2 separate regions of the Homo sapiens genome follow, and region 1 is linked to region 2. Evidence: read pairs that join two places in POLR2A ChIA-PET (ENCODE). Cell type or tissue: A673. All regions are shown on one strand. Links, peaks and the distances in the headings refer to the core of each region. The heading gives the core; the rest is flanking DNA. Region 1 holds the start of TBX4 (T-box transcription factor 4). Region 2 has its middle 65 kb from the start of NACA2.

The links. ChIA-PET counts read pairs that join two places held together with the same protein. Peaks named below come from ENCODE experiments on the same cell type or tissue, not always from the same donor. Only the 100,000 strongest peaks of a DNase experiment are listed, where the experiment ranks them.
Region 1: POLR2A ChIA-PET joins it to region 2 with 10 read pairs; 5 of 35 experiments call an interaction of 5 or more read pairs at or near these places.

Annotation. Positions count from the first base shown.
Region 1 is chr17:61,444,478-61,460,094 of GRCh38, reverse strand. It overlaps TBX4 (T-box transcription factor 4), which reads right to left and starts at 7,673. Exons shown (of 9, transcript NM_001321120.2): 1 at 7,518-7,673; 2 at 3,419-3,607; 3 at 2,464-2,558. The coding sequence starts at 3,604. LOC124904042 (a long non-coding RNA gene) reads left to right here. Exons shown (of 2, transcript XR_007065872.1): 2 at 1,848-6,853. RefSeq lists enhancers at 4,299-5,179, 5,180-6,061, 6,862-7,703. In A673, for the core only: no CTCF peak of the experiment used is centred there; no DNase peak of the experiment used is centred there; H3K27me3 peaks cover 756 bases.
Region 2 is chr17:61,518,905-61,534,521 of GRCh38, reverse strand. No RefSeq gene overlaps it. Among named protein-coding and RNA genes, the nearest start is that of NACA2, 65 kb to the left of the region's middle. In A673, for the core only: no CTCF peak of the experiment used is centred there; no DNase peak of the experiment used is centred there; H3K27me3 peaks cover 496 bases.

The DNA of each region.
Region 1 (15,617 bases), core at 4,354-12,353, 75 kb after region 2:
TTCTCCTCCAGCTCTAGCCATCTAGGAAGCTATGATTCCAGGTTTAGCAGCAGGGCCCAGGCTGACAAATGGACGTGTACCAAGAAGGGTTCCAGTAGAGGCACACAGAATTTGGGGAGCAGGGAGAGGCACTGGACAGGATGTTGAAGAACCACAGCCTGAGTAACGTAGATCAGAGCAATACAGTGGTTGCTGAAGGAGGGGGGCAGCTATGAAGGAGGAAATGGGGTCTGTGAGGGGTGAGGGGTTGGGGGCATGAGACTAGTGATTTTCTTAAGAACCAGACCCAGTGCAAGGATAACTTTCTGCCAGAGAAGTGAAAGGCTGTGATGGATCCATAATTGGCCAACATCATCACAGCCATTTTAGAAATATTATCATAATTCCCTAAGGTCCATCTCTAAGCCTCAACTAGGATCAAGCACAAACATCTGCCTGAAGCTGGCCACCTATGGAAGTATGTGTATAAGTGTATGTGTTGGGAGAGGGAGGAGGAGGACCCATGCAGATGCAGGAAACACTACTGAGGAAAACAAACAAACAAAAATGCCCTTTGTTTAAAATGCCAAAGGCCAGACATGCCCAGAGAACATGCTGGCCAGTTATTTTCAAGAGACAAGGTTATTTCTGCTGCCTAAAAATGGCAGTTCTGAACCTTTCTCTTTCTTACCTTCTTTCCACACTAGCAGGCACAAGAAATAGCCCCATTCCCCTTCGCACTTGATCAAGTGGATTATCCATTTACCAACCATCATCCACGTGATTCCCTGGTTTGAGTTTCACAGTGATAGAAAAGGAAGGGACAGCAGATAGGTCTACGGTCACCATTTCCCTGACACCACTGAGCTACAAGGAGACTGTGACTTGCCCAAGTACACTCAGCCAGAAAGAGGCAGGGCCTGTGACACCTGGCTTCCACTGTCCTCAATGCCTGCTCCATGTCGCACCCTCTGCCAGCCCCTTCATGTGTCTTCCTTCCCTATCTCCATCCCCAAAATACAGCAAGCTCAAGCCCTAAACTAAACCTACTTTCTCTCCTGATAGAGGCCCTGAGTGGTGATGCCACCTCCCTGGCTAAGGCCTGAGGGTGGCCAAGTGCCCAGACCTCCACCCTCAACAAAAGAAAGGAAACTTTATAAGGCCTGCCAGGGAGCAGAGAGGAAGGACCACAGCACCCCATACGCTGCACACAGCAAACCAGCCGGCTTTTTGTTTCCTTTGAATAGTCTATCATTCACTAAGTGGTTCAGCAGAGCTGAGTTCTCTAAAAAGTAGAAGAAAATACTGAGTGGGACGCCAGACACTTCTCTAATTATTGCTAATATTATTCGCTAGCACTTCTTGTGTGCTTGCATGTGACAGGAACTTGGTGCTTTACATACAATGTATGAGGCAAGACCTGTTCTTTTACAGATGGAGTGGGGAGGGAGCAGAGACCATTAAGCACCTTGTCTGAGGTTGCACAGATGAAAGTAGCTGAGTTGGAACTGCAGCCCTCACCCACCGTGGTCTGACTCCAAATTCCTGGCACTTGAGCCTTCATCATCTTATTCCTTCAAAATCCCAATTATGAGACACATCCAGGCAAAGGGACATTTTCACACCTAATCTGTCCTCAGGGACAGAAATCAAGTGTGTGTATGTGCAGGGGATAGAGTGGGTGGGGAGGGAGTTCCTGAACCTGAACTTGCCAGCGTCTCTGTCTACAGCAATCCACCTTCACCTGATAACCGTTCTCCTCCACACTCCTGCCCCCACCCCACCAGCCCCAGCGAATCTCTCACTCACCCCCACCCCCGCCGTGAGTCTTCCTCCTCTCATCCTCTCCTCCCTGTTCTCTCCCACAGACACCAGCGCATTTTAAAGATGTTTCCACTTTATAAATCATCCTTTTCTGGCAGCCACCGAGAGCCGCTCCCCCAACAACACACACGGAGCCCAACGTAGTGCTTTCCCGTTGGCCAGAGATGGGGATGGAAACAGAAGAGCGGCGCCCCTGGGATGAAAAACTTGGGGTTCGAGTCACTCACGAAAATGTATGAAAACTGAACAGCATAGTCTATTTCCCTCTCCCCATCTGCTGAGAGGCATCTCTGGGTCTCCAATCAATGCATTCCTGAGAAACCTCCTCAGGTCCTCAAAGAGAGGAGGGCAAAGCAGCCCCCCAGGGGGCCAAAAGTGCTGGAGCTGGGACTTTTGAGCGTCGCGATCCCTGTTTGGATTCATTTGCATAGCGCTGCCCCTCCCCTCGGTCTTTCCCGCAAGGCCCGCGCGGCTGCGGTGGCCCCCTGCGGGCTTTGGCGGCCCAGTCCCAAGCTGCGAAGGGAGGTGGCACTGACGCCCGAGGAGGCAGAGAGGCCTCCCACAGGCCACCAGGCCGGGGCCGAGAGGACTTCTAAGGGACCTCCCTGGCCCCCCTTGCTCCCCACCGCCATCCCCGGAAGTAAATCTCCCAGCGCTGACCTGCCAGCCTTAGTGATGATCATCTCGGTGCCCGCCTCGTGGAACTTCTTCCAGAGCTCCTTCTCATGCAGCCCCACCTTGATGTTCTCGATGGTCTGGGGATGGGAGGGAGAGAAACTTGTGTCTGCCAGGCCCAGGGCTCCACGCGGAGCCTGAGGAAAGAAGAACCAGACCCGAAGAGCTGTGCGGAACCCTGCCCGCCCGGAGCCCATGGCTCCAGATTTCGTTTCACAGAACGATTTTGAACTATTCGTGAATATAAAAGAATTAATCGGTGGCTAAAACTTCCTCCTTTAAAGCTGCACCTACGGAGGAACCCTCAGAGGACACACATAGTGGCCAGCGCAGGTTAGACGACACTCCTGCTCACTCATGAACATTTCTGTGGCGGGCCATCGCCACAGGCTCCCGGGGCAGACACAGACAGGGAGAGGCGCACGCACCCTCGGCCAGGCGCGCGCCTGCAGATAGTGCACACAGATCCCCAGGCGGCATCCCGTGCGCTGTGATCGTCCGATTATCACTGTGAAGCCCTCGGCGACGTCCCAGAGGCCTCGGATCCCCGCAGCGGCTCCCGTGCGCACCGGCGGGGTGGCCTCCTCCTGCCCCCTCGCCGTTGGGTCCCAGGCCCTCTACGGGTTGTTGGAGCTGGACACTTGGTCCAGGCTCGCTCAGATGCTACGGGGGTCTCCCTCTCTCTTACCGCCCTCTCCTCTATCTCTAGCTCTAGCTCTTGCTTGTCCCAGAGTAGCCCCGAGGGCTCAAAGTGGAGAAGGACCCAAAAGGCAGAGAAAGCGAGCCATGTCCAGTGGAGAACGAACGGGCAGACCGTCCTGAATGCAGCCAGGTCCTCCTGAAAGCGAGTCCTGCCGACAATCGGACGGAAAGACGGACACAGGCGGCCCCGCAGACAGACCGACGCCCGACTTCTACCCGACGGCTGGCGCAGCCCTACCTGCTCCGCGGCGGCGGCGGCGACGACGTCGGCCCCGGGTCCCGGGGGGCTGCCTAGCGCGGCTCCGCTGAGGCCCGGCGCTGCCAGCGCGGGCTCGGGGGCGTTGGCTGCGCTGGCCTCTCCGAGCGCTGGGCCCGGGGCCCGGAAGGCCTCCTCGCTCTCGGACAGGCCCTTATCCTGCAGCATCTCCTGCGGGCACAGCACACAACGAGTCACTCGCCCAGGTCCACACTCGCCAGAGGACCCCTGGCCCTCTCCAGCCGATTCCGGGACTTCGTGCGGGGCGCGGAGGCAGCCCTGGAGCACGTGGACCCCGCCCCCTCCTGAGCTGGAGGAGGGAACCCGCAAGGAAGGCAGGTCCCTCGCCTCCTCCCTTCAGGCTGTGGACCTGGGAGGGTCTGCGGCAGTTCAATGTCTGCCTGCCCCTGGGTGTGGGGTTCTGTGATGAGTAGGTCTAGGGGAGGGACCGCCCTCTCGGCATTGCCACAGCTGCACCCCGAGTCCCTCACTCCTACTGAGCTCCGGTGGAGCCTGAGGCCTGGGCCTTCTCGGCTGTTCCCCAATAACTGGGGTCCAGGCCTCTCTGTGGGCCCAGGACAGCCAGGACACCTCCTGGCCATGCAGGAAAGGAGAGCCAGGCTGGAGGGCAGGGCCCAGGCTCCTGCAGCTCCACACCTGTGTGCAGAGAGGGCCTCAGGACCTCAGGCCCAGCTCACCCATCTGCCCTCACCCAACCCCTCAGACAGCACTGAGGTAGAGACTTCCTGAACCAAAGGCTTTCACTCCAACACACTCCCCGTCCACACACATCCTCTTCCCGTTCTGGCACAGACATCCTCACACCCAAACACAGCCCCTCACACAGCATCCCACCAGCCTGAGCAGCCACACTCTCCTGGGTGACTGATCCAGGCTCTGCCCTCAGCCCAGGCCTCCCCTACCTGGTGCTCGAGTTCGAACCTACAGGCTCACTCAGGCACACTTTAGCGCCACAGGGCTCTGCTTTGGGCCTAAAGACCCACACCCTTCCCAGTGAAGGACCAGGCCAGCAGGCTGGGCCCATTCACAGGAACCGCTTAGCCCTGCCTGGCACAGCTACATTTCTTCGGCTGTCTTGGCTGATTCCCTCGCCTACTCAGGTGCCTGCTCCCTGCCCGAAGCAGGTCCTGGGGCCTCGGGATGAGAGCACAGCCTGAGAGGCCAGCCTGCCCGCATCCCTTAAGGGTGTGCCCCGCTTGCTCCGCTTCCCCTTTCCACCTCCCTGCTCTTCCCCATCCTGCTGGACCTGGGCGCTCCAGCGGAGCTTTCTGTAGGTCTGACGGCCCTTCTTGAGGCGGAATGCCCCGCCTTTCTCTTCCTACCTTCTTCCCGCTCTCCCCGGGCCCTCCCGGAGCATCCCCGGGCTCAGGCCTCTCGCCCATCTTGTTCAGAGGCCTCCTCATCCCGGGCTTAGACTTCGACTCCCAGGACCTCGCAAAGTAAACAAGCCAAGTGCAACCCAGGAGATAAAAAGGGGCCGGGGCCAGTCTGGGTTGGGAAAAACCCATAAAGATAAGGTTGACAGGCGGACCAGTCTTCGGCCACAGCCTGCAGGGAGTGAGACTCGCTGGACATGGCCAGCGCCAGCACCCGCCTCGGGCCACGTGCGAACGCGGGCCGAGCCTCGGAAACCTAGGAGTCCCCACACAGGGCCGCTGCGCCAGTAGGGTAGCTGCCCGCTCCGGCCAGCGCGCTGGGTCCAACTATATCTAGGGCCCCGGCGGGATCGGCTCCAGCGACCAAGCGATCCGCTGGTCCCAGATGTGGCGGCCTGCGGGGTCGCAAGGAGGGGCCGTCTCGCGCTTGGCCCGCATGGCCATGGGGTCCTCTGCTGGGCTCTTGTCACACCCGGAGCCGTGCAGCGGAGCCCTGCGGCTCGCGCCCTGCGCTCTCAGTCCTACGCGCTCAGCCCTGCCCTGTGAGGAGCTGGTTCACCGCCCGCGTCCACTGACGCCGGTCCCGCAGCTCGGACTGGGGACGAGGCCTGCTCAGTGCTCTCCCTCCCGGGCTCAGGGTTTGCCTCTTCCTTTTCTCTCCGCCACGAAGCCACATCCAGACCTCGGGACAGCTTGCCCCCTTCCCAGCAATTTCCTTTTTTCCACGCCCGGCTGGCCCGGGGCGGCCGTCCTCGCGGTCCTCTCGGACCTCGAGCTTGGGCGCGCTCGGCCGCCGCCAGCACCGCGGGGTCCCGCACTCAGCACCGCATAGCGGTCCGCTCTCGTCCTTCACATCCACTCCTCCGCGGGTGCGGCCCGCAACCTCCGCTGCCTTTGCGATGGGGTCTGTTGCTTTCAGCTGCCTCGTTTTCCAAAGACGACAGCATTTCTCTTTTCATTTTTAGGTTACTGGGGATATGTTTCTTGCACTAGGGGAACTGTTACTATTTCGTGCTTTTTAAAATATTTTAATTGTCCTTATTACCATAGTAGTATTTTGATCAGTTCGGGAACTTTGAGAATATCCTATCGCGTGGATTATTACTACTTTGTATCTTTAATACTGTATGGTTAAAGCCCTGCTTTGATTCGTTAGCTTACTGTTACTAAATTTGTTGTTTTCCTGTCACTGTTCCATCATTTCAGGGCCGCCTGGCACATTCATAATACTATTTCCAATATCGAGGTGACATAGTGAACAATAGGTCACGTTAATCTATTGTAATTTTTTATTCTTGCTTTGTATCCCTAATACGTTTCCGTTGCTTGCTCTTCATTTTGATTATACTTTGTCACGCTGTTTCAATAACTTCTTGTTTACCATAACTTGTTATATAATTGTTCTCAAAATTCATGTTAATTTCCCTCACATCCTTATAATACTTCTTGTTATCTAACCACAATTTGTTTTGTTAGGCTTGCTCATAACACTCCAGGTATTATTCTTCAACACACCCCGACAGTATCTTGTTACTTTGTCATTATTTGTAATGTTACAGATCTGAACTCGCTAGTTACTCATCACATCATTACTTCTTGTTATTTTGTCATACTTTGTAATATTGTTGTAGCTCTTAATACTCTGATTATTTTTCATCACATTGGTACAATACTTCTTATTACTCAACCATTATTTATAATGTTCTTGTGACTATTAATACATTGGTCATAAATTGTCATATTACTCCAGCAATTCTTGTTAATATGTCTTTATTTATATTACTATTGCTCCTAAGATTTTAGTTAATATTTCTTTTAATAGTTCACTGTAGTATCAATAATACATTATATTATTATATCACTACCACTAATAGTATTTCCCTTAATAGTATTTTCATTGTTCATCTTTCTCCTACAGTTCGTTTGCTAGTTTCCTACAGTTTGGTAATTTGTTACACTATTACTATATGTTATATTAGTGCAATTGGTTTTAATAAACAGTCCTTACATTGTTCCTCTATTTAGAATTACTTTGTCTTTAATCCTTTTAAAAATTGTGATTACTATTTTCACTTGATTCTGAAAGTGACTATGATTGTATTATTTGGAAGTTCACGTGTTATATCAGTTATGCCGATTAGCCCTTTCTTTGGTAATTGTTCACATTCCAATAATCTTTAATCATCGATCATTATTTATATATAATGTTCCTTGCTTTAATTTTGACTAGTCTATTGCATCAAAGGCTCTGAGTCTAGTGTTCTGATCACTCACATATCTACACGGATTTTCGCTCCAGTACCGGGGCCCTCTTCCTTGGCCTTGCATATTCTGCAAACACCAATTTCCAGGCCACCGCTCCGCCTGTCACGGCCTTGTTCTTAGGGTGCTGGCGCTGTCGATATTTCTATGCTCTTGGATCTCTAGACCCAATTCATCGCGTTACTCAGAGAGGAGGGCTCGTGCCCCAACTACTGGGTGTCGGGCCGAGGCGGCGGCCCGACCCAAGGCACTTCGCGCCGCCTTCCTGCAACTTTGACCGCCCCTGAAGTTCTTCCCCGGGTCGCGTGACTCACCCCTTTCCAGCTCATCCTCCTGTCCGTCCCCGCAGCCTAACCCTGAGCCCCTGTGGCCCCAGCCCCGCACGCCCAGCTCGTCCCCACTCGGCTGGAACCCACACTCACCCTAATTGCGGTGCCGCATGCGGAGGCGCCAGCGGCCCGAGGTCCCCTGCAGGTTCGGGTCCGAGGAGCGCGGGACGGCCGGGGCTCCGACTCCGCGCCGCTGGGTCAGGGTCCAGCTGCCTGCCGTGCCCTCGGGGCTGGACACATCCCGGCTCTGGAGCGGGCCCTTGATCTCCAAGGCTGCACTTTGGGGCCTCAATTCCCTCCTCCTCCCTCCCTCCCTCTGGGGCCGCCCCCCCTCCGCGCTGACGTCGCCGCTGTCAATCAGTCTGCGCCCGCTGTCCCCCGGGGAGGGGGGCTCCAGGGTTCCCCGGCGTCGCGGTCCCCAAGATCCCGAGCCCCACGCGAGCCGCCGGCTCCTCCACCGCGCGGCCCAGTGCCCTCCTCTTGGCCCTCGGGCCCCGCGAGCCGGGTAGGGGCTGGGAGCCCCGCATGGTTTAGATTAGAGAGGCGGGAAGCAAGGGCGAGCAGCCCGGCTCTCAGCCGAGGCTCGACAACCAGGAGGGCTCGCCTGGCCCCGCCGTGCCCGAAGACTAGGACGCTCCACGACCGGGTCTGGCCACCCCCTGCCGGCGCCCGCTTCCAGGCAGCGGCTTCTACGGATCCCCGGCCGCAGAGCCCCGCTCCCCAAGCCCTGCTCCCAGCTGTGCGCGCTGTTCATTTGGGAGCCCCGGTCCCGAGGTCGCAGGCGCACACGCGCCTCACAGGCCCACGCTCCGCTTCCCTACCATGCCCACCACGCGGCCTTGCACTTCCAGGCCCTGGGCACGGCCCTTCTGCTCACCCGCCCTCCTTGTCCCGGCCCAGGGGGCCGCGGGCGCTGGACCCGGCCTGGCGCGCCTCGAAGTCGGCCGCGGAGGTCAGGGGTGAGGACTGGGAGGAAGCCCGGTGGCCGGGTGCGGGGCGGCGGCGGCAGGGAAGTGCTGGGCCGGCCTCTGAGTGGAGCCGAGTCCGGCTCGGGCCTTGACAGAGCCCAGGCCGGGCTGCAAGGTGCCAGGCTTGGCAGAGCCTCCTGGGGAAACTGCGGCCCAGGGCCAGGATTCCGCGGCAGCTCCTTGAGATCCTGGAGAGCTGAAGAGGAAGCCCAATGCCTGCCCTAGTCTAGGAAGTGGAGACTGGGGAGCGTCCTGCTCCCAGCCACCCGGTTCTTTCCGCCTCAGAAACGGAGTCCCGCTCAGCACCTAGACCTCCCTGCCCAGCCTCTGAGCTCTCTGTCTCCACTTACCTCTGTTTCTCTCTGTCTGTACCTCCCACAGGACGCTGCCTTTCCACTAGCAGACGGACCCATGCGGACCCCAGCCCGTGCCCCAGCCTCCCCGCCTGTCACATGCCCAGAATCCTGGGGCAGAAATAGGCCTGCCCACCCATCTGCAAAGACAGCAGAATCCTCATCAATAAGGATCCCCAGAGTGGTCCCTTAGTGCTTAGCATGGGCTGCATCCCTCCCTCCACCAGTGTCCTCAACCAGCCTCTGTCCCTTTCCAGATTCTGACCTCAAAATCAGCTTGAAGGGGAGAGGACAGGGAAATTCTTTTCCTGGATGGGTCTGTCCCTGTTCTAATGCTAGGAAATGGAAAGCCAGCATCAATGCCTTCTTTACCACCCTGCACTCAAAGGTGGAAGCAAAAACGCCAACTCAGAAAAGCCAGTCGCTGCTGCTGTCAGGAGCCTGAAATCCACCTCAACAGTGGGCCGCTGCTCAAGTCCCTATCACCATTGCAGTACCAGGTCCCACCACCCTATCACCATTCCTCTCATGGAGTCTCAAACCAGGGAGGGGAAATAATATCTAAGAGGAGTGGAGGAGCAGAATCCTTCCCCAAACCTGCGGACTCCTGGAATGGAGAAAGGGAAGGCCCTGGCGTTTCAGGAGATGCCTGGGGAGTCGTGTTTCCTGTGTTAGGGAGACCTGGATGACATGCCTCAGCTTCTGCTCGCAAGCCCCCTCCCATGACCTCTCCAACAGCCTGTAGGGAAATCCCTTGCAAATAAATAGTATACAGACTAAGCAACCAACTACTGTGTGGAATGGTGAACAGGGAGGGCAGTGAATCACCAGGTACTATGGGAAGACTAGAGCTAGGCCAGACTCTGGAAAGAATTTGTTGACAGTCATTGGAGGAAGTTCATACTGAGATCGTATCGTATAGTTCTTTAATAAAACAAACAAACAAAAACAAACAAACTAGACTGGAACCTTCCTATAAGTGCAAGGCTTTCTGGAGACTGATGGCAGACAGTCTAAATTAATATCAACAGGTTCATGATGACATGGAGAAATGAGATATGGAAGGGACAGGTAAGCTTTTGGCAGTAAAAAGGAAGGGGCAAACCAGCCAGCAAGTGAGTAAATGAGAGCGGTTCTGTATGCACATTCCCCATTATTAGAATGGAATACCTCATTTAACTGACTCTAAGACACACATTTTTCACATTCTGGTATCTCTGAAACTGAGATGCATCTGATAGCTAGCGGTGTGTCATAGCTTAATTAGCAGCGTTTTTTCTTCTTAGTCGTATGTAAAATAATAGAAAAGCTTATAATGGATGCTGCATAGTATTTGCTGAAAAAGAGCCTGTGTAGAAGAGGAGAAGACCAATTTTTTTTTCTCCAAAACTACTTTGAGGAGTTCAAAATATGAAAACCCTCCTCAACTAGCTAAACAAATAACTGACGGTGCCACACATCGGTCACACTGATTTGGGTTGGCTTGGGGGAAAGTGCTCAGGTTTGGTAGCAGGCTCACCTTGGTTTTGAAACCTAGCTCTGATTCCTGGCTCACCATTTTGCAGCTATGTGACCTTGGGCAAGTTCATTAATGCTCATATAAAATGGGGATAATTACGCCAACCTACTAGCTTATTGTGAGGATTGCCTATATTAATGCATGGTTGATAAAGGCTAGCTCCCAAGTATTTTAAAAATTTATTCTACTTTTCTCTTTTCCGCAAAAGGCTTGAGGTGGTTTATAACCAGAATTAGCTAATAAAAACACAAGTAGAAAAACACATTAGGATCAAGGAAAAAGGAGTAAGCATATATGCTATCACTAAGTGCTGACAAAGTTGCTATAATTGAGAATAAAATCTGGCTTATGAGCCAGCAGAGCAACATGGTAGTTCTCTATATCAGAAATGTGGAAACAGTAACTCTTTGGTGAATGGTGAAGGAACAGACTTTGTCCTGGCCCTAAATTTTAAAAAGTAGTTTCTCGGCTGGTCGCAGTGGCTCATGCCTATAATCCCAGGACTTTGGGAGGCCTAGGCAGGCGGATCATTTGAGGCCTGGAGTTCAAGACCAGCCTGGCCAACATGGTGAAACACTGTCTCTACTAAAAATACAAAAATTAGCAAGACATGGTGGCGCATGCCTGTAGTCCCAGCTACTCTGGAGGCTGAGGCAGGGGAATCACTTGAACCTGGGAGGCAGAGGTTTCAGTGAGCCGAAATAGTGCCATTGCACTCCAGCCTGGATGATAGAGTGAGAGTCTGTCTCAAAAATAATAATAATAAATAAAATTTAAAAATAAAGAAAAAATAAAAGTAGTTTCTAATGTAAATGTTTATTGTTATATCGTACAGTGTTTTACCATTTACAAAGTGGTTTCACAGCTGCCATCTCATTTGATACTGTATTAACTCCATTTTTTTCTCTATTTTATGGATTCATTCATCCAAAGAAATATCAAATGCTTACTATGTGTTAGACACACAAACAGGAGGAAAGGCCAACTGACCATTCTGTTAGTTACCCAACTACTTGACTAACCCATCACTAACAGCAAATTCATTAATGAATGACCTGCAAGCTGAGTAATTAATCACCTAAATAATCAATCTCAGAGACAGCAGGGGCTACAGGATAAGTTGGGGATGCCAGTCAGCACAGTAGGGTGGCTCCCTAGAGCCTGGGGTGGCTTTGGTTGAGGATGACCTTTTGGTGGAGGATGAGCTGGCACCATAGTGTAGTGAAAAGCAATTACAATTTTTTAAAAAAATTAGGTTTTTGGAGCACTTAATAAATACCAATGCCAAGCTCTAACCCAGACCAACTGAGTCAGAATCTCTGTGAGTAGAGCCAAAGCCGGACATGGTGGCGCCGCTTGTAGTCCTAGCTACTCAGGGGGCCAAGGCAGGAGGATAGCTTGAGCCCAGGAGTTCCAGGCAAGGCTGAGAACCACTGGTCTATGAAAATCCTGTTCTCTGCTCTCCTAGTCTCTCTTGTAGCTAGAGATGGCCACGTAATCCAGTGTTGGCCAATAAGACCTAAACGGAAGACTGGAGGGGAGAAAGGTTGTGGGAAATATTTTGCTTTCTTGATAAAGGGGAAGATGTGATCTTCCTTTCCCCTGCAGATGAGATCCTTGAAGTTCTCACCCTCTAGAGACCTTAAGGAAGAAGGATGAAAGTCAATATGTTAAGGATATCCAAGGAAAAACAGAAAGGGCCTGAGTTCCTTATGGCATCATTGAGCAGGTAAACCAGTGCCAGCCTGCTTCTTATACATAAGAAAAATAAACCTTATTTCTTTTCATCATTGTTAGTCTGGATGGATCTCTGTTACTTACAGCTAAATATACTCCTGAAGCATATGTAAAAGTTCCCAGCTCAGTGTTCCTTTTTTTTTTTTTTTTTTAAAGAAACAGGGTATCACTCTGTTGCCCAGGCTGGCATGCAGTCATAGCTCACTGCAGCCTCAAAGACTCCTGGGCTCAAGCCATCCTCTTGCTTCACCAGCTCAGTGCTGAGTGCCTTCCTCCATAATGAAAGATACTTACCTGAGTGCGCATGTGCTCGTGTCTTCCCATTCAAAACCAGGACACAAAATCCCTCCTCACTTCTTTCCCAGCTATGTTTTTCTGTGTATGCTGTGGTCTAAGGCCTAGGATCCTTATTAACCTCCAAAAGGGAAAGGATGGATGAGGCAGCAGGGAATTGATCTGTCCCCTGTAGCTTTATTGTCCTCCTGTAGCTTTATTGTCACCCAGTAGCCCCAAGTCTTGGTTCCAGATTCCTCAGCCCACATCCCATTCAGATTAGCAAGCTCAGGAAAGCTGTGGGGCAGGAGCTTGAGCTCCCTCTGGGAGGTTGGAGAAGGACCAAGCAGGGGATGGGTAGAGGTGGCAGCTGCTGCTACTGCAGGTGCTTCCCCTCACACCACAGATGCAGGTCTGCTCACCTGACCTCTCACCCTGCTCTCTCAGGCCTTCTCCTGTCAGGCAGAACCAGAAACTTCCAGGTAGAAGGAACTGAGGACTGGGCTGCCTTCATCTCTGAGCTGGGTGAGGCAGACTGGTCTGAGCCCCTTTGGGACTGAGGGCAGAGACAGTGATTCACCAACAGCACAGGTGGATCCCTCCTTTAACTCTCATTTGAGACACTACAGAGGTAAGGAATGAATGATCAAGTCTGGGTTTTGCATAGCCTGAGCAATCTAGACCTCCTGATCCAGAGACCTTTTTCTTTGGTGGATTTTCTCTAGAAGGTCAGCTTCCCCTCCCCCATCCTTACACTACATGCTCCTGAATCCTCACTTCCTTCCATTTCCTTCAGTAAGACTTCTCTGAAATATATGCTTATTTCACTACCAGAGGAAGGTATATCTCCTAGGGTTGTGCTAGGTGAAAAAAATTCCTAAATCAGAGATATTATTTAATTGTTCAACACTTCCCTTTTTTTCCTTTCTCCTTTGCATTCTTCCCAAGCATAGATAATCCAAATTTGGCTTTAAATTCGGCTCCTTGGGGATATTTCTGAATGAGGGGCTAAAATAAATTAGAATTTAAGAATGGGAGACTATCAGAAAATGCTTGGAATTTGAAGTTTAAAGGCCTGAATTCAGGTCTACAGCATGTTCTAGGTCAGAGTTTTAAGGCTAGAGCAGAGTTTTAAGGCTCTGCTTCCTCATCTATAAATGAATTTAATAACAATAGCCACCTCATAGGGTAGCAGAAAGGATGAAGTGACAGCACATAGATAAAAGTACTTTGAGGGCTCACAATTATAGCTAACATTTATCAAACACCTACAATGTGCCTGGCAGAATTCTAAGAACTTTATGCACATTATCTCATTTCAGCCTCACTACCTTATCAGGTGGTTACTATCATAAACCCAATTTTACAGATGAAGAAACTGAGGTCACATAATTTGCCCAATGTCATACAACCAGGAAATGAAGTCAAGATTTAAAGCCAAACTAGTTTGAATCTTCAGTGCCTATGCTTTTAAGTAAACTGCTCTCCAGTTTCTTAGCCTAAGCAGGTTTTCTTTGTTAAACAGGGATAACACAGCCTCCTTCACGTTGTTGTTGTAAGAGTAACATGTATAGTGCCTGGCGCATGGTAACACTCAAATACAGGTATCATTATAAATAGGACTTGACCAAGGTCTCACAGTAAGTAAAGAGGTTATTGGACCTATAGGGCTCAAGAGCCCAAGATCATAACCTATTCATTATTATTATTGTTCATTTGCTAAAAAATAAAATACTCACCCAGGGACCAAAAACTTAATCATCTCTCTCTTCAGATTTCCAAGAGAGGGCACTTCCAGTATCCTTGATGTTCCTAAGAACATCATTCTCTGTCTCCTGCGGGCTCCTACCACGTTAGCTACTGGAAGAAAGCCAGCAGGACCCCAGGAGTGGGGTGCTCATTCACCAGGACACATTGCTAACGGAATGAAGAGCGAGGGTTGTACACACAGACTCTGCTGCAAGCTTTTCATGTGTAAAGATGATGTTGATGGCCCTTTCTAGCTGAGAACACAGCCTTGGACAAAAAAAGGCAAATTAGGCCAGCACAATGGCTCAGGCCTGTAATCCCAGCACTTTGGGAGGCTGAGGTGGGAGAATTGCTTGAGCCCAGGAGTTCAAGACCAGCCTGAGCAATATATTTAATAGCAAGACCCTATCTCCACTGGGCGCGGTGGCTAACACCTGTAATACCAACACTTTGGGAGGCTGAGGCAGCTGGATCACTTGAGGTCAGGATTTGGAGACCAGGCTCGCCAACATGGTGAAACCCTGTGTCTACTGAAAATATAAAAATTGGCCGGATGTGGTGGTGCACTCCTGTAATCCCAGCTACTTGGAAGCTGAGGCAGGAGTATCGCTTAAACCCAGGAGACAGAGGTTGCAGTGAGCTGAGATTGTGCCACTGCACTCCAGCCTGGGTGACAGAGTGAGACTCCGTCTCAAAAAACAAACGAACAAACAACAAACAACAACAAAAAGACCCTATCTCTATAAAACACAAATTTTTAAAAAGGGAAATTCTTGACTACATCAGAAACAAGTGACGATAAGGAAAATTGTGCTTTCATCTGGAATAAAATCCTTTATAACAGGCCACCGGGCAAAGAACCCTCTTCTCCTACCCCACACCCCACCTACTTGGCCACAGACCTACTGCCCCAGAGGCAATCCAGCCCTGGGTGTGGAGGGACACACCACAGGGTTGCACCGGGGGCTCAGAACACCATTCTCTCTCCTTCCTTGAGTCTGATTTATTACTATGAAGGCACTATATAAACACAAAGCCAAATGACTCATGGCAACAAAGCTGAATGAAACTCCAACAAAAGGCACGTCCTTGGTGCCTTCCGCTCCTTCCCCACATCACAGGGCCCTTCTAGCAGTCTGTACCAAGCTCAAGCCTCTTTTCCAATTGCCGTCCCAAGAAGCGTGTCCTGGAGCTTCCTGAGTGCCCCCATCCCATGTCACCAAGGCCTTCTTCTCCCTGCTGCCCTCTTCCTCAAACGTCCCCCATCTGCCTCCGGCCCCACTCACCCAGAGCTGCTCTCTGTGCTTGGGTTTTTCAATCCCCAATTCTAAAGGGGCAGGCACAGTAGAAAAGGGAATGGAAGGAGGCTTGATGTGGGCATCAGTGGGAAGATTTGGAAGAAATTGGAGAAGGGACTTTGCTTACTGCTCAGTCATCAAAACCGTTCTATAGCAGATTTCATGAAGAAAAGACACTCAGCTGAAGGCCTACGGGAAACTTCCTTGTCTCCAAGGCCCATAAGCTCTGTCCATCAATCTGTTTGGGAAGTGCCTCCTCACATCTAGCTTCAACCCCTCTTGCTGCAGTTGGTCCT
Region 2 (15,617 bases), core at 3,506-11,505:
CTGGTTCTGCTCCTATGGTCCGGAATTTCAAGTGCTTTCAATAGTTAAATGGTGTGAAATGGGTAACATTGAACCTGTGAGAAGCAACGAGCGTCTTAAAAAATAAATTCCAGATGGGAAGGGATATAGATACTGTAATGGTTCTTTTCAATGAATTAATTCCAAAAAGAGCTCATACATTTTTTGAATTTTTAGCCAACTTATCTGTGAATAACTTTGGGGGAAAAATAGGAATTTTCCCCTTCCATTATTTAACATTGTCTGGGACGAAGGGGGTTTTGTAAACTTTTACTGTCAGATCAAACATGGTAGTAGAAGAAGAGGAGTCAGATACTGAATGTTTTATAACTTTCTTACGGCAGTATAGTCTAAAGGGTCAGGTCAAGACAACGGATCTTCCTTAAAGTGCTATATTACACTAAATAACCTTTTCATATTTTAGCATTCCCACTACAAAATGGAGTTCTGGTACCTACCACTATATAGTACATCATTCAGGGAGACATAATGCGTTTTAACATACCCAAATGTTTTGATTTCACAGCATCTTTAGTAGTTCACATACAAGATAACTCCAAAAAAGCGTTACAGTGTATTGAAAAGGGCTTTATTGTTTGACTAGATGTGGACTCAAGTCCCAGATCTGCCACTTAGGAAAAGTGTGACCTGAATCAGATTACTAAATCTCTCAGGGCCTCAGTTTCCTCATTTATAAAACAAGGATAGTAGTCATATCTTTAGGAATATTAAGAGGATTACACAATTCAATGTCTGAAAAGTCCTTGGCAGAAGGCTAAGTTGTAAGCCCTCAAAGATCATAGTTATTATTATTCATAGTGAATGCTTGTTGAATTAAGTTTCTTGTAATTTTTCTTCCCCATAATCAAAATATAGTACTGGACTAACACTGGCCATTCTTTCTTCTGTATGGAATACAGACTATTGAAAAATACATGTCTGCTTCTACCATTCAATATAACACATGGAATAGAGCCAAAGCGATACCCGCAGAGTGGGCCTCTGAAATTCTAGCTTCATATCTTCCCAGCACAACTGCACCAACCAGCAGCTCCCAGGCACTACCACGTCCCATTAGGGTGAGAGTCACATCAGCCCATAGGAAGGGGGACTCACTCTGCAACTTGCCAGTGCTCCATTTGGCAGTAACTTCTCGTAAGTAGAAGGTGCTGGAAGAGACAGAATGGCAATCTGGCACTGACTCTAGTTAAAGTTCTCCGTGTTTTCATTACCAACTCCATTTTTATGGTTTAGGCCTTGGCTATAGTAAACTCCAGATTGAATAGATGCCTCAAATATACATCTGAGACCAGCATTTCGCCTTAAATAGCAGTCAAGTTGCCTGCAGATGCATTGTTTTTTGAAATGGAGCATAGAAAGCGTTTTAAAAAAAAATGTCAGGCGTCAAGGAGCCTCACAAATCATTTTTATGTGGCTTCCTGGACCTTTGTTTTTAGCAAATCCCTCAACGGGGGATTGACTCATTTGTGTATTTCTTCAAAGGAAGGATTTTGCAGGTAGCTCTTCATGAGGCCTGCTGCCTTCTAGGATTTGGGAGAAAGAGTTTTAAAAGAGCAGATATGTTTATTTTTGAGAGGTCATTGTTTGGTACCTGCTGCCATTAGCTTGGTGACTAAAGTGCTGGCAATCTCTGGGGTAAACGGATCTGTGTACTCCTGTAACTCAGCACCACAGGTCTGAGATCCCAGGGCCGAGCTGGAGGCCAAACTGTGGTGTTTCAGGATCTCATTAGCACAATTAATAAATAGACTTGATTGTATGCTAACCTAAGAACTGATTGGGTCTTATTTTGTAAATAGAAATTCTATCATAGGATGTCTGTTTTTGAAAGCAAAACCACTTAAACATTATAAAATTGTTTTTTGTCCCTTTGTGTTGTGCTTTTGAAATGAAAATAAATATGTAATTTTGATGGCGTGTGCCTCTAACTAAGTTAAAACATAAGCAAATCTACTTAGCCAAAAAACCAAATTTATTCTTATTTTATTAGGCAGGTGGTGTACATATTAGATGATTTCCCTCTCGGGTTTTACATTTATTTCATGTGTTTTTCTCCAAAGAACAGGAGTTATTCTGTCAAAAGTGGGGAGGTGAAACCTCGGTTAAGGGGATACTGCAAATTCTACGCTTTCAGCAGAAGTAATTTATAGTTTCATAATATTCCAGAGTTTCTCTTTGTCTTTTACATGACAATTTATGACCAAGGTATTTTCATGTTTCCCTTACTCCTTGCTACAAGACTGAACAAATAAACTGTGGGCATACAGGGCCTGTTTCTCCATGCTATTTTCCAGATATGGTTATTTCTTTTTTCTTCCCTTGACCCCACGTGACATAAGCTAAATTCTGCACTGCATTATTTTAATCCAGAAGGCAGATACTGTGAAACTTAACTGGTGAGAATGAGTTTTTGTGTTATTTTGTCTGAAACTATGCCTTAAAGTAATCCAACTGATGAAAAAAATCAATATTCTGATTAAAAAACAATAGAAGAAAAAGGTTTGGCTGCCCAGAGAAGATATATATCCTTGAGACGCCTAAAAAAATATTTTTCAGACATTTGCCCTTGGGTTTAAAAAACATTATGTCATAAAAAATGTGTAAAAAATAGTGTGGCAAACACCTCTCTACCCACAGCCTAACTTAAGAAATTAAACATTAGCAATAAAATTGAAGCTCTCTGTGTGTCGCCTTCCCTAGCTGTAGCCTCCTTCCAATCCGCTAGATGAGGGAATCTAGCATTTTATCATTTCCAGGCACTTTTGTATATTTTACTATATATGTATTGTATCTTTAAACAATATATAGTATTAATATCCATTTTTAAACACCTTATAGAAACGTAATCTGTGTGTATGCCTATGAAAATTGCTTTTTTTCTGTCAACATTTTGTGTCTTACAGCAATCCACATAGATACCTGGAGCTCTCACTAATTTTCACTCCTCTATGTTCTTGTATTGCATGGTTATACCACCATCTACTTTTGAATTTCCTGTGAACGGACATTTAGCCTACCTATTATTTTTTACGATTATTAACGTTGCTAGTGTGAACATTCTTGTGCATATCTTTTTTGTGCACATGAACGAGAACTTCTCTAGAACATATCCGCAAACTGGAACTGGTGAGTCGTGGCATGAATGCATAATCGCTTCTTCTATTTATTATCAATTTATTTTCCAAAATCATTGAGTCAAATGACATTCCCACCAGCAGGGTCTGTTTCATTATCTTCCCAACACTTAGCATTAAAAGACTTTTTAATTTTTGTTAATCTGATGGATGTGAAATATCTCATTTCTCTGCCTATTTAGTGAGGTTTAATATCTATTTATTTACCACCCATGCATATTTCAGCTTCTGTGAAATATAATTTTCTATCTTTCATCCCTTTTTGAGGGATTATTTGTCTTTTTCATAAAGATTTGTAGAAATTCTTTGTGTATCCTGGGCACTTATCCTTTGTGGGTTCTCTAGATTTCAAATATCTTTTTCTAGCCTGTGTCTTGTCTTTCATTTTTTCTATGGTAGGTCATTTGATAAACTTAAGTTTTAACTTCCAAAATAGTCAAATTCACCAATCTTTTCCTTTTTAGTTTATGATTTTTGTGTCTTAAGCATTATAACTTTACAGTATCAAGCGTCAAAATGTTAGATTTTTTTTGCCAGGTGCAGTGGCTCACACCTGTAATCCCAGCACTTGGGGAGGCCAAGGCAGGAGGATCACTTGAGCCCAGGAGTTCGAGACCAGCCTGGGAAATATAGTGAAACTCCTGTCTCTGCAAAAAAAAAAAAAAAAGGCCGGGCGTGGTGGCTCACGCTTGTAATCTCAGCACTTTGGGAGGCCGAAGCGGGCAGATCACGAGGTCAGGAGATCGAGACCATCCTGGCTAACACAGTGAAACCCTGTCTCTACTAAAAATACAAAAAATTAGTCGGGTGTGGTGGCGGGCACCTGTAGTCCCAGCTACTCAGGAGGCTGAGGCAGGAGAATGGCGTGAACCTGGGAGGCAGAGCTTGCAGTGAGCCGAGATCACACCACTGCACTCCAGCCTGGGAGACAGAGTGAGACTCCGTCTCAAAAAAAAAATAAAAAAAATAAAAAAATTAATCAGCACGTGTGTGTGGTGGCACGTGCCTGTAGTCGAAGCTACTTGGGAGGCTGAGGTGGGAGGCTCACCTGAGCCCAGGAGGCAGAGGTTGCAGTGAGCCGAGATTGTGCCACTGCACTACAATCTAGGTGACAGAGTAAGACCCTGTCTCAAAAAACAAAACAATTAGATTTTTGGCAGGACAAAGTTCCCCACTTTGTTTTATTTTGTTTTTCAAAATTATGCCCTGTATGCTTACTCTTCTTTTCTAATAGTATGACTTTGAATATCAATTTCTAGCCATCTGATGATTTCCATGAATGGGCTGAATATATCTTTTCAGAGTTCATACCATCACAGCCTCCTCACCCCACTCTCTGCTCCTCCCCAGCCCATCTCTGTCATAGCTTCTCTTCAGCCCTCTCTGATTTGCAGAGAAGTGTAAAAAATGATGGTTATCAATCTCGATATAGATTGCTGAATAACTGGTCAGTAGCTCAATAAAGAGCTAAGAATCAGAGATCATTGACCTAAACCCCTTTATAAATTTGAAGATAAGAGAAATTGTAACTAAATCAAATTTCCCTAAGCAATAGAAAACGAACCCATGATTGAGTACAAAGAGCTTTAGATTCAAACAGGTCTTCTTAGTACCTACATTTTTACCCTCTCTAAACTATAAAATTAATTTGCACAGTTTTTGTAAGCATTAAATGTTAAGTATCCAGTATAATGCCTGAAATACAGTAGGCACTTAATGTTATTCTCCTCTCCCTGCTCTCCTAACCCCTGCCCATGATGATAAGTACAATGCAATGGGAATTTAGTCTTAGGGGATTTGAGAACACTTCCCAGAAGCATGCGTAGAATTAGGAGTAGGAGATGGCCAAGGAACATCCCAGACCCAAGGAACAACATGCATTTGAGAGCAGTTCACAGAATCTAGGTTATTCTGTCATAGGCCACAGATATCTTTTCATAATTGATAAAGAAAAAGGCTTCCTTGCAGGTTTATACTGTGGTGATGAGTTGGAATGAAAGAGTTGTCCCTCTTAATGAGTTTTAGCCTTGAGTTTCTTGTTAAGCATTTCAGCTGGTTCTGAGCGTGTTAGAGCAAAGGTGGTATAGAGCAGTGGATCTTAAAGTGGGGTCCACAGACCACTGAGGGTTCCCAAGGTCCTTTCAGGGGGTCCAAAGGGCAAAACTATTTTCTTAATAATCTTAAGGCATAATTTGTCTTTTGCAGTATGTTGACATTTGCACTGATGGTTGAAAAGTAATGTTGGTAAAACTGCTATCACCAAACTGTACTGGTTAGTAGTCACTGCATTCTTCATCGCAATGCACTCACATTAAAACCAGAAACAAAACAACAAATAGAAATAGCCAGTTTCAGGCCAGGCGTGGTGGGATTACAAAGTGCTTGTAATCCCAGCACTTTGGTAGGCCGAGGCAGGCGGATCACAAGGTCACTAGTTCAAGACCAGCCTGGCCAACATGGTGAAATCCCCATCTCTCCTAAACATACAAAAATTAGCCGGGTATAGTGGGCACCTGTAATCCCAGCTACTTGGGGGAATTGCTTGAACCTGGGAGGCGGAGGTTGCAGTGAGCAGAGATTGTGCCACTGCACTCCAGCCTGGGCCACAGAGCGATACTACGTCTTGGAAAAAAAAAAAAAAAAAGCCAGTTTCATTTGAAAATATCCTTGATGAAGTAACATTTATTTTTCTAAATCTCATCTCTTGGTAAAGGACTTTTTAAGGGCCAGTGTGGCAAAATGAGAAGCACACATAGGCACTTGTGCTGCATACCAAAGGACAATGACCATTTCAAGGAAAACTATCTTGTAATCATTTGAGTGGCAAATTGAGTTCACTGCTTTTTTTCATGGCACCTTATTTTTACTTGAAAAACAACTGACAGACAAGTTTTGGTTACTCAGATTTGGTAGACATTTTCTCGATGATGAGAAAACAAGCCTGCCACTTCAACAAAGCATATAGTATTTGTTGCCAACAATAAAATTCCAACTTTCAAACAAAAACAGAATTTCAGAAAACTTTTCAGTCATTTTTGATCACGTGAATGATGACATTAACAAATATCACAAATATTAACAAATGTGATTTGTTGATAATGTATAAGGAAATGTGCCAACATTTGGAGGATCTGCATGACTTAGTGAACTAATGTTTTCCAAGTTACCAATGAATTATGTGACAAAATCATTCATGGAGAAGTAATCCACTCAAAGTATATGAGAGGCCAATGATTTTAATGTAAAGGAATACAAAATTTTATTAATAAGGTTTTGCATTCTGCACTGCAACTAATCATTAAGAAACTATCAATTTATTTAAAGAAGTATCAATTTTTGAAAGAAATATCAATTTTTTGGTGTAACATTTAAAAATAGTCACAATGATCTCCAAACGTTACTTGAAACACTCGTTCCTTTTTCAACCACATGTCTGTTCGAGGCTACTTTTTCTTTTTCTTTTTTTTCTTTCTTTCTTTTCTTTTTTTTTTTTTTTTTTGAGATGGAGTCTTGCTCTGTTGTCTAGGCTGGAGTGCAATGGCATGATCTCAGCTCACTGCAACCTCTGTCTCTCTGGCTCAAGCAATTCTGAGTAGCTCCTGCCTCAGCCTCCTGAGTAGCTGAGATTACAGACACCCACCATCACACCTGGCTAATTTTTGTATTTTTAGTAGAGCTGGGGTTTCATCATGTTGGCCAGGCTGGTCTCGAACTCCTGATCCGCCCACCTCAGCCTCCCAAAGTGCTGGGATTACAGGCATGAACCACAGCACCTGGCTGAGGCTACTTTTTCTTCATATACTTCAACCAAAACATTTCACAACAGATCAAATGTAGAAGCAGATATCAGAATCTGCTGTCTTCTGTTAAGCCAGACAATAAAGAGATTTTGCAAAAATAATAGATAATACCCATTACTACTCTTCTTGATATTTTTGTTTTGGAAAATATAGTTTAAAAAATTAAATTTGTTATTTTGTTAACATGTAATGGGCTTATTATTTTTTCATGAATTAATACAAAGATATTTAAATTTTTTCTCAATTTTAGTTTCCAGTACACTAAATACTGATAGATATAATTCACATACATAAAGAACTCTTTGGGATCATCAATATTTTTTAAGAATAAAGGGTCCTGAGGCTAAAAAGTTTGAATAACTGCCAGTATAGAGGGAGAATCTTTGGGATCTAAAGAGGAAAGTATCAGAATTACAAACAATGAAATTAGAATTAGAGGTGGGCAGGTGATTGTAGATACCCAAGCTGTGAATTAGCATGGGTGATGAATTATATTGAATTAGAGCAGGACTATGATGCATTAAAAGGTAGCACAGTATAGTAAAAAAAATTTACTGGACTCGGAACTGATTTCTCCTTCTAATTTTACTATTAAACACGGTTACTTCAAGTCAAGTAACTAGAAGTCACTTCCTTTTAGAGTTGCCAGACTCGGCAAATAAAAATACAGGGCGCCCCGTTAAATTTGAATTTGAGATAAACAACAAATTATTAGGGAGCATAACTATGTCCAGAATATTGCATGGGATTCAAATTTAATAGGGTGTCCTGTGTTTTATCTGGCAGTCCTACTTCCTTTTCCAGCTCTTAATTTTCTCATAAGTAAAATAAAGGTGTGGGCTAAATTCCTGTACGTCTGCCCTTCTACTGAAGTTGGTCTATGATGATAAAAAGAGAAAAACTAGGGAAATATAGTGTGTTTGTGTTTGTGTGTGTGTTGATATAAAGTTGCAAATGGTCCTTTACTGAGAAGGACTACTGTGTATTTTGAGGTTGTTCTTCCTACCTCTTTGGCGTTGTAATATCCCTGCTTTCATGGGATGACAAATGTTGTTTTTCTAGTGTTCTTTCGGCCAAATATGTAGCTGATCCTTAAAATTGTTTTGAAATTTTACTTGTATATGAAATCACCGCACTAGATGGTATCTAAGTTTTCTCCCAGCTTTCGCGTTCCATGGATTTTGTCTTAGCAAAGGCAAAAAAGGCACACAACTCTTCACCTAACATCTGATGTGACTCTAACATCGTTTCTTTTCTAGGACACTTTTCCTCAATAAGTAATATATAGAGAATAGCTCTGCTCTTCTCTCCCACACTGTTAGTTGCAGGGAGAGTAAATGAAGTCATGTCTGGAAAGTGCCCCGAGCTCTTCAGAGAAGAACCTAGAAGGGGAGGGAAGTGCCATTGCCCTGAATTTGGAGCAATCGTTGAGTTTTTAGAATGAACTGAAAAGCTGAGAGTATGTTTAAAGTATTGTTTTTGATTTGCACATCTTCAGTTTGATCCTTAACAACATGTTTGCTATGATTCCAGGAGTTTTGTAATCTTAGTTCAGTGTTGACATTTTACATCCTTCCCAGGACTCTAAGTACTCTTTAAAGAATGTATGGTTAATGTAGTAGAGAGAAAAATCCAAAATCACACTGCATCTGAGAGCCAAGAAGTCCAGCCTTTTTACTGGCCACCAATACTGGCCTTAAATAAACATGACTCGTTTGTCTGGAAACACCTGTTAACCTAAAACATGCAAGGACAAAGCCAGAATCTTCAAGGCTCACCGAATAGCTAAGTCAGACATCATTTCTATTCTCCAAAGATTGTGATTGTTTACTTATTTTTTCATACAATTTCTTAGACTAGGCTTTCACCAAAAATAAAAGCTAAATATGATGCATCATGGGCAGAGAATTCTTAATCCAAAGCCCCAGAGATTACCTGACTTGATTATTCCACATACTCTGTATTCTCAACCAAAATAGACTTCTTTTTAAAGAGAATCCAATTTCCAATGGGTTTAACCTAGAAAAACAGCAAAAAGCTAATAAAAGCTCGGAGGCTCTTCCAAGGAAAGCATTGTGGCTGCTACACGTTTGGAGTCCTGGTCTAGTGTAGAGGTTTGGAAAAGCTGCCAATTCCTCTAGTGAATTTGCTGTTCTGGGATGTGGGATGGGGCACCTGGTAGACTCCTAGTAAATTCTTGACTAGGAATAAATTATCCTTGACTGCATTCCTGCATTGCCAAAACCTGGCCTAATTGAGATAGTGGAGTTGTTAACAGACTTAATCTTTGGAAAGAAAGAGTGTGTGAGTGTGGAGACAACTTCTCCAGCTTCCACCTACTCACTCTTCACCACTCTTTGTGTTCCTATTTTGTGGCACAACTGAGAACCAACTTTCTTCAAAGAAACATAGCTTAAATACCTGAAGTAATGCCTGCCATTTTCCCATTCATTCTCTACCATAGTATCCTATGCCAGGAGTATCTTACCAAGAGGGGCTTTACCCTACAATCACTATTCACACCTGAGTTGATTCTTCAGGCGTCAGTAGCTGGATAACCTCAGTAAGCATCAGATGAACTTCCTTTCCTTTTTCCCCCCAAAAAATGACCTTTCCTTTCCTCTCCCATATTTATAAGATCTATAAATTTGGTGCCGTGAGTTCTATTCTCAGATTCAGCCCCTCCTATTTCCAGATATTGCATGGTCTTGATGGAGGACAGGCAAGCCCCCAAATCAAGGTTTAGCCTGGGAGGGTCCTTGGCTTCACCCAGTAAAGAATTCAAGGGCGAGCTGGTGGTGTTAAACAGCAACTTTTATTGAAGCTGCAGTGTACGGGTCCTTGCAGAGCAGGGCTACCTCATAGGCAATGTGCCCAGAGTAGCAGCTCAGAGGCAGGGCTGTACTATATTTATACCCACTTTTTAATTATATGCAAATTAAGGGGCAGCTTATGCAGAAATTTCTAGGATGAGGGTGGTAACTTCCAGGTTGTTTGGTGGTTGCCAGGGAAAGGGGTGGTAACTTCTGGGTGTTGCCATGGCAATGATAAACTGACATGGCACACTAGTGGCCATGTCTTACGGGAAGGTGCTTCTGCCCTGGATGTTTTAGCTAGTCCTCAATTTGGTCCAGTGTCCAAGCCCCACCTCCAGAGTAGAGTTCCACCTCCTACATCAGTCTGATAGAATTTCTTCTTTCTTCTTCCCTGCTGGGTTTCAAAATCGATCTTGTTTGCTTTATGTTCAGGTGGAGTGACTGAAGACAAGGAGCTCAAAGAAATTAAAATGAGAGGGTTTATGAGGCTGGATTTTTAGGACATACCATGTCCTAAGGCTTCCCTGAGACCCAGGTTTCTCTGGCTGCTTCTCCACATCTTAGAAAACTTGATTACACACCCTGTAGGTGAGAAGTTCTACCTAGTATAGAATTATAAAGCAAATAGTTATGAAATACCATGATCTCTGAAGAGGAAAGTAGACATCAAGTACAAAACAGAAAATGTCATTTATGTAAGAAGCCTCATTGAGGCTCAGATTGATGCTACGATGAAATGCCTCATTCTAGTATATTATATACATGGGATCCTGAAAGTGGACCATAAAAGTGGGCCAGCACAAGCCACATCAGCTGGTGGCTTTGGGGAGCAAATGCCAAACAGATAAGTTTTTGTATGAGGTGAACTTAGCCTGTTGTGTTATGGTGGACCATAGGACAAATAGAAAATTTTCATCATTAAAACAACAACAACAAAGCTCATTTATTGAAGGGCTACCATATGCCAGTAATTATGCATATGTTATTCTATTCTCAAAACAACTCAGGAAATGTAGGTATTATTATCCTAATTTTAGAGATAAGGAAACTTCGCTCCAGAGAGATTAAAGGATTTATTCAGACTAGTGAGAGAATTGGATTTTTTTTTTTTTCTTTTTGAGATGGAGTCTTGCTCTGTTGCCCAACCTGGAGTGCAGTGGCATGATCTCGGCTCACTGCAACCTCTGCCTCCCGGGTTCAAGTGATTATCCTGCCTCAGCATCCCAAGTAGCTGGTAGCTGGGATTACAGGGCTCGCCACCACGCCCACTAACTTTTATATTTTTAATAGAGACGGGGTTTCACCATGTTGGCCAGGCTGGTCTCGAAATCCTGACCTTAAGTGATCTGCCAGCCTTGGCCTCACAAAGTGCCTGGGATTACAGGCGTGAGCCACCACACCCAGCTAAGAATTGGAATTTAAAACCAGCCCTTTAGCCTTAGAAGTCTTCTAGTCTAAACTGGTCTTCTTTATACAAATAGGGACACTGAATCCCAGAGAGGGAAAATGGACATTCCAAGGCCATATTGTTGCTAAACAGAAAAGCTGGAGTTAAAACCCAGTTTGATGGTGCTTCTTTCTATCATATTCAGGCTCTTCATGATCTAAGGAATCTGCAGCTATAGCTTAAGAAAAGTGGACCAGCATAAACCATATGCTAGACCGGGATAAACCATATGCTAGACCATAAAATAAGCCTCAAAAAAATAAAAGGATAAAAATAACAGGATAAAAATAGCACCAAGTTTGTTCTCTTACCACAATGAAATGAAATTAGAAATCAATAACACAAAGAACTTTGGAAAACTCATAAGTATGGGGATATTAACACATTCTTAAATAACCAATGGGCCAAGGAAGAAATCAAAAGGGAAATTAGAAAATGCTTTGAGATAGCCAGGCGCAGTGGCTCATGCCTGTAATCCCAGCACTTTTGGAGGCCGAGGTGGGCGAATCACGAGGTCACAAGTTCGAGACCAGCCTGGCCAACATGGTGAAACCCCTTTTCTACTAAAAATACAAAACAAACAAACAAACAAAAATTAGCCAGGCGTAGTGGTGGGTGCCTGTTATCCCAGCTACTTGGGAGGCTGAGGCAGGAGAATCGCTTGAACCTGGGAGGCAGAGGTTGAAGTGAGGCGAGATCGTGCCATTGCATTCCAGTGAGACTCCATCTCAAAAAAAAAAAACAAAACAAAAAAAAACGAAAATGCTTTGAGACGAAGAAAATTCAGACATGACATACCAAAACTTATAGGATGCAGCTAGAATAATGTTTAGAGGGAAATTTATAGCTATAAATGCTTATATTAAAAAAAGAGGAATCTCAAGTTCATAAGCTAACTTTCCACTTTAAGACATTGGAAAAAGAAGAGCAAATTAAGCCTTAAGCAACCAGAAGGAAGGAAATAAAAAGATCAAAGCAAAATTCATGAAATAAAGAACAGAAAAACAACAGAGAAAATTAAATAAAACAAAAAAACCTGGTTTTTGAAAAGATTAACAAAATTAGCAAACGTTTGGCTAGACTGACCAAAGAGGAAAGAGAGAAGACTCAGATTACTAGGATTGGAAATGAAAGTGGGGATTATAAAGGAATACTATGAACAAGTGTATGCCACTACATTAGATAGCCTAAATAAAATGGAAAAATTCCTAGAAACACAAAAATTATCAAAACTGACTTAAGAAAAAATAGACAATCTGAATAAAATGATAACAAGTAGAGATTGGATGAGTAATAAAAAAAAAAAAACTACCCACAAAGAAAAGCCCAGAAAAATGTCTTCATTGGTGAATTCTACCAAACCTATAAAGAAAAATTAATACCCATTCTTGACCAACTCTTCCAAAAAACAGAAGATGAAAGAAGAACTAAATCTATCCATATTTGCTGATGATATGATCTATGTAGAACATTCTAAGAAATCCACAAATTATTAGAACTAATAAATGAGTTTAGCAGGGTTTCAGGATACACAATTAACATACAAAAATACATTTTTTTTTTTAAACAGAGTCTCGTTCTGTCATCCAGGCTGGAATGCAATGGGGAAATCTTGGCTCGCTACAGCCTCCACCTCCTGGATTCAAGCAATTCTCCTGCCTCAGCCTCCGGAGTAGCTGGCACCACAGGCACATGCTGCCATGCCCAGCTAATTTTTTGTATTTTAGTAGAGATGGGGTTTCACCGTGTTGCCCAGGCTGATCTTGAACTCCTGAGCTCAGACAATCTGCCCGCCTGGGCAGCTGGGATTTCAGGCATGAGCCACTACGCCCAGCCTAAAACTGTATTTCTATGAACATTTCTTGCAATGAACAATTTGACTAAAATTTAAAAAGAATTCCATTCACAATAGCATAAAAAAAATTCATATTTAGGAATGAATTAACAAAAGATGTATAAAACTATACTCTGGAAACTACAAAAATGTTTTGAAAGAAAAATGTAAAGATCTAAATAAATGAAAAAACATCTCATATTTGTGGACCAGAAGACGTATAGCTAAGATGGCAAGATGCAGCACAATCCCTATCAGAATCTCAGCTAGTTTCTTGGTAGAAATTGACAAACTGATTCTAAAATTCATGTAGAAAGTTGATGGACCCTGGAATAGCCAAAACAATCTTGAAAAAGAACAAAGTTGAAGGAGTCACACTTCCCAATTCCAAAACTTATTACAAGGCAACATTAATCTAGACAGTGTGGTACTGACAACATTAATCCAGACAGTGTGGTACTGGCAACATCAATCCGGACAGTGTGGTACTGGCAACATTAATCCGGACAGTGTGGTACTGGCATAAAGATACATTAGGCTTCATAGGATTTCTAGATTTTCAGTTCTATTCTACTGACGTATATTCATGATGTAAATATTGATGTAAAATATTGTGTTGTTTTATTCTCCCACAGAATGGGATAATATACTTGCAATCATATTTCTGATTAGGGACATGTATCACAATAATAAAAAGATAACTCAATTTAAAAATGGGAAAAGGAGGCCGAGGGCAGTGGCTCATGCCTGTAATCCCTGCACTTTGGGAGGCTGAGGTGGGTGGATCACAAGGTCAGGAGTTCAAGACCAGCCTGGCCAACATGGTGAAACCCCGTCTCTACTAAAAATACAAAAATTAGCTGGGCATGGTGGCACATTCCTGTAATCCCAGCTACTCGGGGGGCTGAGGCAGGAGAATTGCTTGAACAGAGACCCAGGAGGCGGAGGTTGCAGTGAGCCAAGATTGTGCCACTGGACTCCAGCCTGGGCTACAGAGCAAGACTGCGTCTCAAAAAAAAAAAAAAAAAAAAGGAAAAAGATCTGAATAGATGTTTCTACAAAGAAGATATACAAATGGCCAATAAGCACACGAAAAGATACTCAACATCAATAGTCATCAGGGAAATGCAAATCAAAACCACAATGAGATATCACTTTACTTCTACTAGGATGGCTAGAATCAAAAAAGACCCATGAGTGGAATTGCTGGGCCATTTGTTAACTATGATGACTGAGGAACTTCTAGACATTTTGCCAAAGCAGCTGCACCATTTTACATTCCAAACCAGTGTGTGAGGGTTCTAATTTCTCCACATCTTCAAACAACCCAATACTTGTTATTGAATATTTGTATCTGGTTTGCACTTGAATGTCTGTAACAATATTATTCATTATACCCCAAAAGCAGAAACAATGCAAATGTCCATTAACTGATGAATGTTTAAACAAAAGTAGTCTGTGCATACAATGGAATAGTATTTGGGTATAAAAAGGATGAAGCACTGATACATAGTATGCCATGAACAAACCTGGAAAACATTATGCTAAGTGAAAAAAGCCCGTCACAAATCACATATTGTGTGATTGCATTTATATGAAATGTCCAAAATAGGCAAATTTATAGAGACAGGAAGTAGATTAGTGATTGCCTAGGGCTAGGAAGCGTGAGGGGAAAAGGGAGTGGGAGAGAGAGCTAAAGGGTATGGGGTTTATTTTTGAGGTGATAAAAATGCTCTGAAATTGATTGTGATGATAGTTGCACAACTCTGTGAATACACTAAAAATCATTGAGTTGTACACTTTAGGTGGATGAATTGTGTGGTATGTGAATTATATCTCAATAAAGCTGTTAAAAATGCGTTAGTGACAGGCAGTATTAAAGCAATTACTCCTGTTGTTACAAAGCTAAATAAGGAAGCATAAAATAAAAGTTCTCCAAAGGTTTAAAAAAGAAAAAGAGAGAGGGAAAAGACAAAGCTTAAACCTAGAAAAAAACAAAACAAAACAAAAGTAAAGTAAGGTGCAAATCTGAAAGCTCACTAAATCAAGGATGGCTGAAATCAAATCACCTAACGTAGGTTCTCATCCCCTTTGTTGAGACCTTTGTATATATCACAAGGGCTTCCTTTGTCAGTTTCAAGTCCTGTGTTTCTTCACACTTTAAAAGTTTTTGACCAAGAGTTAAGAAGTTTAGTTAATAAAAGCAATGAGAGAAGAGGGTGAATATCTTCTCTGTGTAGTGGCAGAAAGCAGAAAGGGCAGTTAAAATCCACAAAGGTTTACCAAAAGCCTACTATGTGTTCTTGTACTAGACTTTGTAGGGAAAATAGGGATGTATAAAATATGATATCCTTGCGCATAAGGAGCTTACAGACTCTCTGAGAAATTCAACAGAGTAAGTGAACGAGCTATTTTGGCTGGAGAGATGGAGAGAGGAGAGAAGAATATCTACCCTGCAGCTTCCCGGCAAGTTTGCATGTTTCACAAGATTAAAAATATTGGAAAATACTGACCCAACTAGTTAGGTTCACGACACTGTGTGACAGA